2 separate regions of the Mus musculus genome follow, and region 1 is linked to region 2. A link is a contact called in ENCODE Hi-C or POLR2A ChIA-PET data. All regions are on one chromosome and are shown on one strand. The core of a region is the stretch at or near the end of the contact, and the rest is flanking DNA. Distances in the headings are between cores, read along the strand shown. Region 1 holds the start of Bicd1 (BICD cargo adaptor 1). Region 2 holds the start of Amn1 (antagonist of mitotic exit network 1).

Region 1 (7,189 bases), core at 234-2,733, 220 kb before region 2:
ATGAATATTTGGTTGGACATTTCAGTACATTACCCTTAGAAGAAGGAAATATAAAAATAGGGGGGGAAATGTTATTCACAGAACATTGGTGATATTCTGATTTTATAAATACAGTAATTTCAACCTGAAGGGCCATATTTGATAGGCAAGGCATAGATATCCATATATTTTACATTTCTTTCTCATGTCTCACCATATGGAGATGATTTTGATTTTCCTCAGTCTCAGGGTGCCTTCTATAAGACATAAGCATAGCCCAGCCTTGCACAGAGGTGAAATTAAGGGCAGCAAAACCACCCAGCAAAGTTGTTTTGCTCCTACAGCCCCATGACAAGGACTAAAGCCAACGTCAAACGGGACTGGTGAGTCCTAATAACTAGTTCCTATTTCACCAAGGAGCAATTACTCAGCAGACGACTGAAGTACCAAATTCTACCATCCTGAAATTGTAGGTCCTCAGGCACAAACCTCATCAATTGGATGGATTATGGTCATTGATATCTGGGTTTGAAATAACAGCAGTTTGAGAAGTTTGATTTATGCATTTCAACCCAATTCAATGTTACCTGCCAGCACGGATGCCTGAAGACTTCTTGTGACTCTCCCTCCCCCACATAATAAAGAGCTTCCCATTCCAGCTTATGCATTCATTTCTTGGGTAATTTTTCTATTGGTGAAAACAATGGACTCTTTCAATATTCTCTTATCAACAAAGGGCTCTAAGATGAAGTCCTTCTGGCCATATCCCTTCTGACTTCTTTACAGTGATGACTGGCACTGAGAAATGCCAAACCTGGAGAGGGAAATAGGAGACGGGTTGCTCACCTCTCTGAGCTGCTCCAGCTCTTGTTTGAGGCCGTCATACTCGGCCTCCAGCTCGTCATACTGTTGCTTGAGAGTCAGTTTCTCCTCCAGCACCACCAGCCCATACTCTGCAGCCTGGATCTTCTCATGGGTCGTTTCTGTGAGCTCCTTGGTCAGTCTCTCTATTTCAGTCTTATATTGGTCTACCGTCTTCAGCGCCTCCTCTGCGGCCATAGCGGGGTGGCGGAGATAGACGCAAAGCAGAAGGGAAAAGGAGAAGCAAATAGGAATGAAAATAAAAATGGAAAAGAAAAGTGCCTGATGAATAATAGGTAGAGCGCCCTGAGGCCCGGCCGGCAGCTGCGGCTACACGGCCGGAAGCACTGAGGAGGAATACATGGAATATGGGAGGAATATACCCTGCAGCATGGAGACTGCAAGGTGATGACCGCAGCCGGGATCCTCCGGGCCACGCGCCGGGGCAGTCAGCAGCCAAGCTGCATGGCCAAGGGGCAACTCGCGCAGCAAGAGACTCCGGTTCTGCGGCCTCAGAGGCGCGTGGCCGCCATGTCTCAGGCCGCGTCACTGCGGTCCACCGCCCAATGCTCCGTGGGAGGCTGAGCTCCACCTGCTTGCTGGGCCCTGCGGCAGCCAGTGCACACAGATGCGGACTCCAACTGGTCCTCTTCCTCTCAGCCACTCAGAATGCAGGGAGGTAGGGAAGGGGAGGAGCAAATCCAAAACCCCACCGAGCCTCGCAGCGCAGCACAGCCGACTGCTGAAGAGGGATGAGGGCAGAGGGACCCAGAACTAGCTGAGGAATGATGGGAGACTACGGAGGGCTGAGGAGGGGGAACCGCGCTGAGGCGGAATGAAGGCTGAGGAAAATGGGTGTCTTAAAGAGAAGTGGAGGCTAAGGAGGCTGGGGGATGGAAGAGGACTGCATCTGAGAAGAGATGCTAGACTGAGGAAGCCAGGGCAGCTGAAGAAAGGGCAAGGGTGTTGGAAAGGGTGATTGGTGTCTGAAAGATCAGAACACTAAGAAGGCCTCCAACGGGCTAAGTTTTCTGAGGTGGGAATTCGAAGCCTACTGGAGTGCAGTGAGCCCACAGAAAACAAACAGAGCTAGTGCTTTCAAGAATGCTGCTTTTCCAAAGCTTGATAGATGTACCTTGGGAGTCCTTCCTCCTTTCTCAGACTCTGTCTAATTTGGTCTAGTCCACCTAACACTCTACCAGAGAACTTTGCTGTCCCCCAACCTAAGCCTCTGTGCACTTAGTTCATCATACTACCTTACTGCATAACGTAATTACTGGAGAGATGTGAACAAATATCTATTCACCCCAGTAAGGCTACCACCACAGTCCAACTTGATGAACCAACGGGTTTTATTGAAATAATATTTAAAGGAATATAAGTGAGGGGTTATTTACAGAAACAGAAATGACTCAAAAATATCTACATCACCAAAAGCCCACCCCAGGGGTGACAGATCATAGACACTGGAAAACCTGAACCATACTACACAACTTGAAAGCAGCTCAGTAGGTTGGAGACTGTCTGTTTCACATAGCTCTGGTGATTTGTGTCTCTCCTAGGTAGCTAAGCATGTCTGTCCCAACTCTCGGCCTGCTTTCCTGATTATATATCCTTGGGGAAGGAGTGAATCTCATTAGTTTCATGAATTTACGGAAGCCTTTGAGTTGTTTACTTCCTGGGTTTAAGAGCTTCCTAGAAGGATGGAATGTTTTACTTCTCTTTAGAACATCCTGTATATTGAAATTCTGTTAAGATGAACTGTTCTATCTGGGAGGAAATTGTTGTATAACATCTGCAGGTGCTCAGTAAGTCTCTAGGCCAGTGGTTCTCAACCTGTGGGTAGAAACCCCTTCAGGGCTTGAACAATCCTTTCACAAAGGTCTCATATCAGACATTTACATTACAAGTCATAACAGTAGAAAAAATGCAGTTATCAAGTAGCAACAAAAATAATTTAATGGTTGGGGGTCACCACAATGTGAGGTACTGAATTAAAGGGTCACAGCATTAGGAAGGTTGAAATATCGGGCACTGTATTTCTTCCAGATAGTTCTATATAGGCCTTACTACATGGATTCTTCAGTAAAGGAAATGAGTCTGCAATTTCTCTTAGAAGGTATTTATGATATTCTACTAAGCAAAAAAAAAAAAAATGCACCCTTTAAATAAGAGCAAAGTTCTTGAGATAGTGAGTCATGCATTCTTCAAAGCATGTTAGATACATCATGACAACCCTGATATAGAAACCACTATCTCCCACTTATAGGTGTTGAAAAAGGATTGCATCTCCAAAATCAGTGGCTAACAGTTTCTCTGTGATTGCTGGGTTATTTCTTTTCTTTTTTTTTTTTTTTTTTTATTTATATGTAAGTACACTGTAGCTATCCTCAGATACTCCAGAAGAGGCCATCAGATTTCATTACGGATGGTTGTGAGCCACCATGTGGTTGCTGGGATTTGAACTCAGGACCTTCAGAAGAGCAGTCGGCGCTCTTTAACCACTGAGCCATCCCGCCAGCCCCTGCTGGGTTATTTCTTAGCCATAGACACATCCTTGGCACTTCCCTACTAGAAAGGTACTATATTCTCCAAGGACTCAATGTAACTTTTTGTTTTATTTTTCTTTTTTATCGACATATAATAATTGTACATGTTTATGGGGTACAGTATGATAAAGTTATACATAAGAAATTGCAATTCTCTATCTTGTTTATTTTGTCTGTAAATCTCATCAAAAATTGTTTTTCTTCTCTTTCTGTCTGCAGGAACACATTCTATGAAAAAAATATTCTTTATAGAATCAGTCATTTCCCATCACCCTGTCTTGTCTTCATATGCAACAAAGTACATAACTGTTCCCTAGAGAGGGGTGGAAGCAGTCCTGTATGGTTCAGGGAAGAGACCGAAAATGGGTAGACCTCAGTCCTGAGTCTCCAAGTCAGTTATCACCATCCTCTTTTGACTCTTCTTTAGACTCGGGTGCACTCTGTGGTAGGTCACAATTCATCTGCCAGAATCCTCCTGACTGTACATCCTATATGTATTTGATGGTCACTTTGAATAAGTCACCTCCTAACCAAAAGGCATTAGGAGGATTTGGGCCTATTTTGCAGTCCGCATCACCCTACTTGCATACTTTTTAGTTGGATAGCAGGCTCACCATATCCCCCTTGAGAGCAATGGACATGCTCAGCTATGGTATCATGGAAGGGAAAACTGTTCCAGCGACTCAGATCCAGGCTCACAGTAAATAGTGCTTTGTTCCTGTCTCAGGCAAAGTCTCTTTCCATGTGCTTTTTGAACCACTCCTTCATCTATTCTACTCCTCAAATTCTTCCTGACTGGGTGGCACTTGTCAAAAGAATTTCAACATAATCTCATAATCATCACTGTGATTTTGTCAAAGAGCATCTAGCTGTGTTTCCACACATTTTGGATGCCCTTAAGACTGCTGTTCTGGCCACAAAGCAGATTTAAAAAACAAAAACAAAACAAGACAAAACAAAAAAAAAAAGTTCTTTTTTTTTCTCCTTTTTGTTTTGTTTTTCTGTTTTTTTGTTTGTTTGTTTGTTTTTTAAGACAAGTTTTCTCTGTGTATTCCTAGCTATCCTTGAACTTTCTGTGTAGACCAAGCTGACCTCAAACTCAGAGATCCACCTGCCTCTTCCTCCTGAGTGCTAGAATTTCAGGTGTGTGCCACCAATGCCTACCAAGAAGTTCTTGTATGTTCCCACACATTTCCAAAATTCTTCTATCAGGTTCTGTTTCTGTGCCAGGTCTTTCTCAGCAGTTTTCATTTAAAAACAAAAACAAAACAAACAAAAAGGCACTTTCGTGTCACAATTGGATTTCTATATCTCCATATGTAAATTTGGTTTGTTTTTAAACATTTTTCATGTGTATGAGTGCTCTGCCTGCATGTATGCATGTACACTGCATGTATACCCAATGACAGCAGATGTCATAAGAGAGTGCTGAGTACCCTAGAACTGGAGTTTGGGATGATTGTGAGCTACATAGGTACTAGAAACCAAACCCAGGTCCTCTACAAAAACAACAAATGTTCTTAACTACTGAGCAATCTTTCTAGCCCCTACTTTTTCTGTTTTTGTTTGTTTGGTTGGTTATTTTGTTTTGTTTTTTGAAGTGGCATCTTGCTCAAGTTGGCCTGGAACTCACTCACTATACAGCCCACACTGAAGCAGTAATTATGGACATGTACTACTACAACCAACAATTCAAAGTTCTCATCTGCATGTATTTACTCAAAAAACAATCTCCTATCTCATTAATTTTTCTTCTATAATAAAACTATCATATTTTTAATGAAAAAAATAACAACAACAAAAGAATTTATAGACCACTTCAGTACACAATATAACATAACATTATTCTTTCTTTAAAAACAAATCAGGCTACTATCTATTGTTCTCTTTGAATCTGTCCAATGGTCAGCCTTGATTCTCTTGATCTGAGAAAAATGTTTTTAAGTTTTCATAAATATCATCTTAAGGACCACTTTGATGATCAAAACTATACTCTATCAGCTAAAGTAATACATGTACTACAAATCACAGCATATACAGATTATTTTGAGTACATTTCTATAAATAGCTAGGTCAAAAACCCAGAAGTTGAACTGAACATGGAAGTACATACTTGCAATCCTATCATTAGCACTGCAAGAAGGACTAGAGTTCTGATCTTCAGCACCTATATAAACACTTACAGGCATGGTGACCCAACTATAATTCCAGAGCTCAGGAGGCAGAGCTAGAATATTCCTAGGGCAAGCTGACTAGGGTTAGGGCTAGAGTTAAAGTAAATGTTAATTGAGGATTAATAGTGATTAATTAACCCAACATTAACCTCTGACATCCACATTCATGGACACTACTTGTGTATCCACATACATGTGCCCCCACATACCAAATACACATAACACACAGAGAAAGAAAGAAGTGAGTGATGTACTAGTGATCCTCCCCACTCCATTCCCTCCTGCACAGTTTTGGAATTACAGGTGCATATACGCACAGCCACACCCAGATTGTTTTTTAAATGTGGGTTCTAGACATTTGAACTCAGGTCTTCATGAGTCTACAACAACCACTCTTACCTGCTGAGCCATCTTCTCAGCCCCTGTAATATAATTTTGAAAATGAAAGTCAAATCTATTCAATAATAACACAAAGGGACTTGGATATTTCTACCTTGACAGGAAGACTACTGGGAAAGCTGGCCTTGTCAATTCTATTATGGTTTGTTTGATGATTTAAATAGGAATGACCGCATAGGCTCATATATTTGAATGCTTGATCACCAGGGAGTGACAATATTATGAGGTTTCGCCTTGGAGGAGTAGGTATGACCTTGATGGAAGAAGTGTGATACTAGGGGTGGGCTTTGAGGTTTCAAATACTTAGGCCAGGCCCAGTGTCTCTCATTCTTCTTGCTGCCCGCTGATCCAGATGTGGAACTCTTGGATCCTTTTTCAGCACCCTTTCTTCCTATGCTCCACTATGCTTCCTACTGTGTCAATAGTGGTCTAAACCTTTGGAACTGTAAGCCAGTCCCAAATAAATGTTTTCTTCTATAAGAGTTATAGTGGCCATGGTGTCTCTTTACAGCAATAGAAACCCAGGCCTGTTGACTATTGACATTCCTTTATAAAAGAAGGGGATAAGATGGGTCATTGGACCTTTGTCTTAGTATCCAATTACTTTTCCAACTAGTTCTGTACAGATATGCCTAATCACATGTGGCCTTAGTGTCTTTGGAAGGGGCCATAGTGGGAAGGATACTCCATCTGTACAGCAATGGGGAAGCTATTACCCATTTTGAGTGCAGACCTTCCAATGTGGCTGTAAACCTTCACTCATGCCCTACAAGTAAGCCTAATAAACTTATTGGTTCCACAGAGTGAACACTGATGTAATTGAAGTTTAGTTTAATAGACACTGCTTAATCTACCCCCAAGAAGAAAATTCTGGCAACAGAAGTTATATAATGTGTACTCTTTTGGGACTAATTTCTTTTGCTTAGCATAATGTTTTCAAGATTTAGCCATACAGAAGAGGATTTGGAGGGGTGAATTTGATCAAAATACCTTGTATACATAAAGAAAACTTCATAAACACATTATGTTGTATGATTATTATATGCTAATAATCAGGTTTTAAGGGATATAAAAATGAAGGCTGAACATGATGATGAATCCTTATAATCCCTGAACTCAAGAGTCAGAAGTAGGAAAATTGTGAGTTTGAAGTCAACTAGGACTAAAAAGGCAGACCCTGTCTTACACAGAGACAGAGAAAGAGAGAGAGGAAAGGAAGAGAGAGGG
Region 2 (7,171 bases), core at 1,697-4,196:
GAAAGATCCTGACAGAATGTAAAAGGTCACAGAAGCCCTGAAATTGGCAAGATAGATGTCAGTGTTAGCAGAACTAGCTTCACTGATTTAGAAAAATAGAGGTGCACAGTGCTCTGGCCACTCCTTGAACCCGTGTGTCTGCCAATGTTTTGACTGTTCCTTGAACACATGTGTGTGCCCACTGATGAAGCCCATTGCCAGGTGTTTGTGATATTGGTTGCTGAGAAAGAGTCAGAAAATCTCCCCAGCAACCACAGCCCGGCCAATCCTGAGTTGCTACACCTGCACCAGACTCTTTCCTCGTACCCCTCCCATATCCATTTCTTGAGAATAGACATTGTTTAGATCTGGAAATCCCCTACTCTCCCCTTTCTCCTTTCCCCCCTGAGGGCCTATAAAAACTGGGACCTCTTTCCCCTCGAGGTCGACTCCTCTACCCCTTTGTGGGATATGAGTTGTCCCCAGAGCTCTGGCTCACCCCCCCTCCCCAATAAAGCATCATGTGGTTTACATCAAGCTTGGTCTATCGTGAGTTCTTGGGTGTCCGCTATTGTCCTGAGGCCTGAGCGAGGGGCTCCTTTCAGAGTCTTTCAGAAGGAAGGAAGGAAGGAAGGAAGGAAGGAAGGAAGAAAGAAAGAAAGAAAGAAAGAAAGAAAGAAAGAAAGAAAGAAAGAAGAGAGAAAGAAAGTCAGTCTTACCTAGGGGAGCCAGGTCCCTTCATGATCCTTTTTGAAGGCCCAGTCTTCTCCACAGTGGCATTCTTACCAAGTTTATGTATTGGTATGGAGTGCTCTTGCTGAGGGCCTCCTTGCTACAGGGACTCCACCTTGTATATCGTCTCCATTTTGTACTAAACTAGATTCTAAGAAATGACTGAATTTCCAGAAACTGCTTCTGGCCCCAGGTGTCCTACATGAACTTGAAATATATATCTCAACTTATGCTTTGTTGGTTATCACCCATACATGCCATGTCTGAAACCCAGAAGTTGCTAAAGAAACTTTGATTGGCTGGTCTCTATCCAAGCCAAGTTATCAGGAAGCCATCTGAGGTACTTGATGGATAATAACCCACTTCTTAAGGTGCCAGGTATGAATCCAGTTGGAAAGATACAATGTATACGTGTACTCAGTTAGTTGCCTCTATTCATGTCCCTATTTCACCTAATTTGTGTTTTGGTTTTGTTACTATTGTTTTTGGGTTTTTTGTTTTTTTGTTTTTTGTTTTGTTTTGTTTTGTTTTGGAAACAGGGTTTTTCTGTGTAGCCTTGGCTATCTTGGAATTCACTCTGTAGATCAGTCTGGCCTCAAACTCAGAAATCCACCTGTCTCTGCCTTCCAAGTGCTGGGATTAAAGGCATGCACCACCACTGCCCGGCTTGGTTTTGTTTTAAAAGGTTGCTCTGTCTTGTCCTTCCCTGTCCTGCCCTGCCCTGCCCTGTCCCACTGACAGTTTGAATTCTGAACCCAGCTGTTTCCCTGATATACTAGTTTTATGAATAAATTGTGTTGCCTGGAACTTGGTTTTCATAGTGAATTATTCCCAAATTCTCAGACCTTAACATTCTGATCTGAAAAACAGGCCAAAGAATTTCAATTTAGAAGGATTATAATGAATATGACCTGTTGGGGTCCATGAATAGCCACACGCTGACCACTTGGACACTAATCTCAGATATGATGAAAGTTTATTGACTACTTAATTCAGGCTTATCGATTAGGGACATAGAAAGGACTTGGGAACCAGACTGTGCTACCTAGGGCAGACTGGTTATAGGAAAACCAAGTGCAGAAGACATTGTAAAGCCCCAGAGTATCATTACCTGCCGGGAGACACACACCCCCGCCCCCCCATCCGAAGTGAAATGAGACTCTCAGATCCATGCAAAAGCAAGAGGTTTATTTTTCTGGTCCGCTGGGATCGACCTTCAGCGGTCTCTCAGGCAAGAGACCAAGAGACCGGAGGCGACCCTACATACAAGCACCTTTTATACATTTTTAAGCCTATTACAGTAACAACACCTAAGCCCTTGGTGATAAGTTGTTAGGCTGACCTTTTGGCTGATTGGCTGGGCCAATATCAGATCATCCTGGGAGAGTAACTTCGTTCCCCAGAGGGCCCAGGTGGCCTTCAGCCAGGACGTTGTATGATTTTTCTGAGAAGTGTTTTGTCAGTCATTTCTGCGAAATCGTCCTGGGGTCGGGAGCGAGAAATTCTCCCTTGAGGCCTAATACCCTCTCCTGGAGCCATCTCAGGGTTCGATCAGAGTCGCTTAGTCTTATCAGTATTATGAGCTGCCCTCTAAGCTGACTGGTACTAAGTGAGATGGGTAAGGTGGTAGTTAGGGGTTTCCAGAGTATTGAGCTAACAGAGCATGAGTATTATGGAGAACGTTATGTCAGCTACGAATAATTACTTCTAGGAAGCACAATCTGAGAACCTGTACTTAATTTCACCTTATGAGCAATATGGAGACTAAAATCAAAATAGCTAGTCATGTTAAACGGAACAGGCCTTAATATGTCCCATTCCTGGAATGACCCAGGACTGCATGGTTCAGCTCTTGCTTCAGGCGCACTCTGTGGAGATGACTACTGCAGTCCTGTAAACCCCGTGTTTGAAGTCGGTGTCTGTATCTGACTAGAGACTTGGTTTGCTTCATGGGACCTGGCATCGCACCAGCAAAAGCAGTGACCTGCCATTAGCCTTTGCCTGGACAGCGACTTCTGGCGACTCTTGGGCAGGAGAAGCAGTAACTGGCAATAGCGGGCAGGAAGAACTACAAGTCCCAGGGGGCTTTGCTCCCGCTTTGGATGCCTCTACATTTTGTGCCAGTTAGTTCTGAGCAGCCCTCAGTTCTGCCCAGAGAGAGCGCTGAACTTCCTCTTCCGCTCCTAATGTGGCCACGCCCCAGGTCCAACTCTGTGACGTCATTTAGGTTTACCAGTCCTGCGCGACCGGAAGTTGGTTGTGGAGGGCCGCAACTGCCGTCCAGGCTTAAGAGGGCTTCCGCGATGCCTTTGTCCGGAGTAGTCAGTCAGCTCCTGGAACTGTGAGTCCGCCCCAGCTCCCAGTCCCTTCCCTCACGTCCTGCTGGCTCCTAGTCCTTGTCCCGGCTTTGTGTCTGGTCTCTGAGGACTGTGGTGCACCGTGGGGCTGGCGGCTCCACCCGATGGCCTGTCTCAGGTGGGCGTTGAGGGTGAAGGCAGAACAAAAGAAACCTGGAGCCAGGCTGGACCAACAAACCTCCACTAATACCGGCGTGACTCGCTAGCTTTGGGACCATGAACAGTAACAATCTCTCCCGATTGTACAGGAGAGCTTTCTAAAATTCGGATAACAGTAGGGCGTGGCAGTTCACGCCTATAATCCCAGCTATCCGGAAACTGAAACAGGATTGCCACAAATTCGAAGCTAACGGGGTAATGTTGTAATACACACGCATACCCAAGCAAATCGCGTATTAGTACCTGTCTCAAGGAGTCTTTGTAAGAATCAGCTTAACATATGTAAAGCCCTTAATCCAAACACTTCTTGAGAATTCAAGTTGAAGTTCAAGGCTCTTCAGCCATATAGTGAGTTAGAGGCAGGCTTTAGTATTACTTGTTATTTCTATTTTTAGAAAGAAAAACTATTAACAGAAAAGCAGGAATGGTTTAACAATTGGAAACTACAAAGACTACATTGGTTCCGTTGTTGACTTAACAGTACATAAACAAATGTTATTTCTTGCCTAAGTTCCAGCTTTTTCTTCTGTATTGTTTTGTTGCTATTTATTTTTCCTTGAGACAGTCTCATGTAGCCTATGCTGGCCTAGAACACATTGTGTGTGTAGCCAAGGATAACTTTAAACTTCTGATCCTTCTTCATTCATTTCCTGAATGTTGAGATTACAGACACACACTATATTATTCCCAGTTTACCTCAGCCTCCTGAGCCCGAGGCAAGCATAATGCCAACTCAGTTATATCCCCAACCCTTTTGTTTTGAGACAGAATCTTATGTAGCACAGGCTGGCCTCAGACCCACAATGTCAGGCTAACCTTGAACTCTTGAGTCTTCTGCCCCAGCCTTCCAAATGCTGAGATTATAGACTTGAGTTATCAGCACCAGCTTTGGCTTTGGCTTTTTGAGGACAGGGTCTCATGTAGCATAACAGGCTAGAAATTCATTGTGTGGCAAAGGATGTCCCTGAACTTCAAGATCCTTCTTGCTTGTACCCATAGAGTTCTGGGATTGCAAGTATGCCACAATTGTTTGTGTAGATAGAACTTAAAGCTGACTTACCAGAAAGCAATTTGACAATATTGTTACCATACCACAGAACAATATGGATGCTTTTCTAAAGGGAAATAACTAAATGAGATGTCCAATGTGAAGCTTATAGCCATTACAAAGGGTGAGAATACTGAAATGCTTTTAAGGTTTTCACAAGAGATTGTTGAATGAAAAGGACAGTAGGTACTGAGAAGTAACTATTACCGGAATGCTGTTTTAGGAAACTGACACCTCCCTTCTCAATACCCTTCAATACCTTTATTATATGTTTGTGTGGGGATGTGTATGCAAGCACAAGGGAAGAAAGAATGTGTGTGTGTTTGTAAACAGAATTTGTGGTTGCTTGACACAGGTATGAGTTTCTCAGATGGCCAGAATTTGAAGCCCTAAAACATGTTGGTTACATTGCTTTAAAAGAGGCTAAAGAAGACTCTACCTATTCTGGTATATTGGCTGGTTTTGTGTGTCAACTTAACACAAGCTGGAGTTACCACAAATAAAGTTCCTCAGTTGAGGAATTGCCTCTATGAGATCCAGCTATAAGGCATTTTCTCAATTAGTAATCAAGGGAGAGGGCCCAGCCCATTGAGTGGTGCCATCTCTCTAGGCTGGTGGTCTTGGGGTCTATATGAAGGCAAGCTAAGCAAGCCAGGGGAAGCAGTCAAGTAAAGTGGCACTCCTCTATAGCCTCTGCATCAGCTCTTGCATCCAGGTTCCTATGTGAGTTCTAGTCTTGACTTTCTTTGGTGATGAACAGCAATGTCGAAGTGTAAGCAGAATAAACCCTTTCCTCCCCACTGTGCTTCTTGGTCGTGATGTTTCATTGCAGCAGTAGAAACCCTGACTAAGACACCTACCTGGCTTGTTAGGTTTTGTGGTGCTAAGTATCAAGTCCAGGGCCTTACAGATACTAGAACTACTAAACTACATTCCTAGCCACCACTTTGGTTAAGTGGCATCTTTGTGTCTAGGAACCAAACAAACACAAGATTAGCAAGAAAAACAAAACAAAAACCAAGTTTTCATTAATTTCTGCTTATACTTTGGAACTTTTAAAAAAGTGTTGTTTTTTTTTGTTTTTGTTTTTGTTTTTGTATTTTTCAGAGAAACGGCCAAACTAGAAAGCCTTAACATTTCTGACAAAGAGCAATAATATGTGAAGGAATGGCAGGACAGGGCTGGGTAGTAAATTCTAGAGCTGACAGTGAAAGCTGTAAGGAGGATTATGAAGTTTGTATGACCCAAGGCAACCACACTGCCCAGGCTCTTGGATTAAGGTTGTTTCTGAACAGTATTCAAGGAAGTTTAGAGGAATTTCTGTGGTTTACTAGTGCAGGAAAGAATAAGTCAGAGAGCCCTTCCTGCAAGCTGCATTTATCCTGAACTAATCAGTGTGCCAGAATGAAGTCCTGATTAAATTGTCCTCAGTGCTTCAGGGTCTTAGTGGTTGTCTCTTCTGGTAATTGCATATGCAGGTAATTGATTGTCCTCTCCATAAATCTGTAGTCATTGCCCACATAACTTAGAAATATATATTTTCATGTGTGCAGGTAGGGTGCTCCGTATGCATACGTGTATGTGCACATATATACCTGAGGTCCATGGTGGTCAGAAAAGGCCATAAGATCCCTGGAACTAGAATTGCAGATGGTTGTAAGCTGCCATGTGGATGCTGGGAATCAAACTCAGATCCTCTGGAAAAGCAGGGACCAGTGTGCTATCTTCCCAGTCACTAGTTTTAGGGTTTTTTAGAGGCAGTCTCATGTAGCACAGGTTAGTTTCCAACTCTCTGAGAATAGCTGTGAACTCATAATCCCCTACTACTTCCCAGGTGCTGGGATTATAGGCATATACTACCATGCCCTTCTTAAAATATTTTTTAATAAAGCCAAGCATGTTAGGATACATGACTGTTATCCTCAAATTCTAAATGTAAAGCAGGAGGACTAGGAATTCCAGGACATCCTAGGCTACAGTGTAGTGAGTTGGAGATGAGCCCAGGCTATCTGAGACTGTTTCAAAGCAAAATTTTAAAATGTGTATTGGTAATGGGTTTACAGAGGGAAGTGGTAAAGGAAAATTATATCATATATAACTTTACAGAGGCAGTGATTATGAATGTCATCAAGCTAACTTTGTAAATGTTAATAAAAATACTGTCTTATGAAAGGACTAAGTGCTGACAAACAGTATTGATATGTGTTAGCTACTAGTGCAGATACAGAATAATTTACTGTATTGTCTTTGTATTCCAGATGTCTTCAGTACCTAGTAATCAATATTTCCAGATATATATCAGATATTAAATATTTGCCTTCCAACATTAAAGATAGACTAATTAAAATAATGAGCATTCGGGGTCGGATAACAGATTCCAATATAAGTGAGGTAAGAATGTATAATTATAAAAGTTTATTTCACTGTTTAGACTTAGTTTTAGATTTTTTTAATGGAAAAAGATATATAGTGTAAATTATTACTCATTTTAAAATAAGACTTTGACTTGAAAAGCCAGTGCTCATCCTTGGATGTATACCATCTTCTACTACCCTTTCTTGCTTTTCCTCTTCCCTCCCGTCTTCTCTCTACACTTAATTAGATTTTAAAACCTCTTTGTTGTTGTTAATGCTTTTGAGACAGAATCTCACTGCCCTGGATGACCTTGAACTCACAGAGATCTGCCAATTTAGAAACTGGGCTGTTATTTATTGGCCTCAAGGAAACACTGAATAGTAGCTCCCCAAAACAATGAATATGTACTAACTGTCCCCAACACTTGGACAGTTAGACATGGAAGATTTTGTGTGTAATTCTATTACCCAGGAGTCAGAAGCAGGAGATTTGTTGTGAGTTTCCAGCCAGCTTGATCTACATAGTGAGTACTAGGCAACTA

What was found. A loop is a pair of places that touch in the nucleus more often than their neighbours do. ChIA-PET counts read pairs that join two places held with the same protein, here RNA polymerase II (POLR2A).
Region 1: a map of left cerebral cortex shows a loop between it and region 2 (5-fold over the local background). The contact joins the promoter of Bicd1 here to the promoter of Amn1 in region 2. A Hi-C loop is called at or near these places in 1 of 37 maps with a recorded cell type or tissue (left cerebral cortex). POLR2A ChIA-PET finds 5 or more read pairs at or near these places in 2 of 5 experiments (Patski and embryonic stem cell).

Annotation. Positions count from the first base shown.
Region 1 is chr6:149,403,278-149,410,466 of GRCm38, reverse strand. Bicd1 (BICD cargo adaptor 1) reads right to left here and starts at 1,483. Exons shown (of 9, transcript NM_009753.4): 1 at 826-1,483. The coding sequence starts at 1,038. It also overlaps the pseudogene Gm15783.
Region 2 is chr6:149,184,487-149,191,657 of GRCm38, reverse strand. Amn1 (antagonist of mitotic exit network 1) reads left to right here and starts at 2,946. Exons shown (of 7, transcript NM_001113424.1): 1 at 2,946-3,052; 2 at 6,534-6,666. The coding sequence starts at 3,015.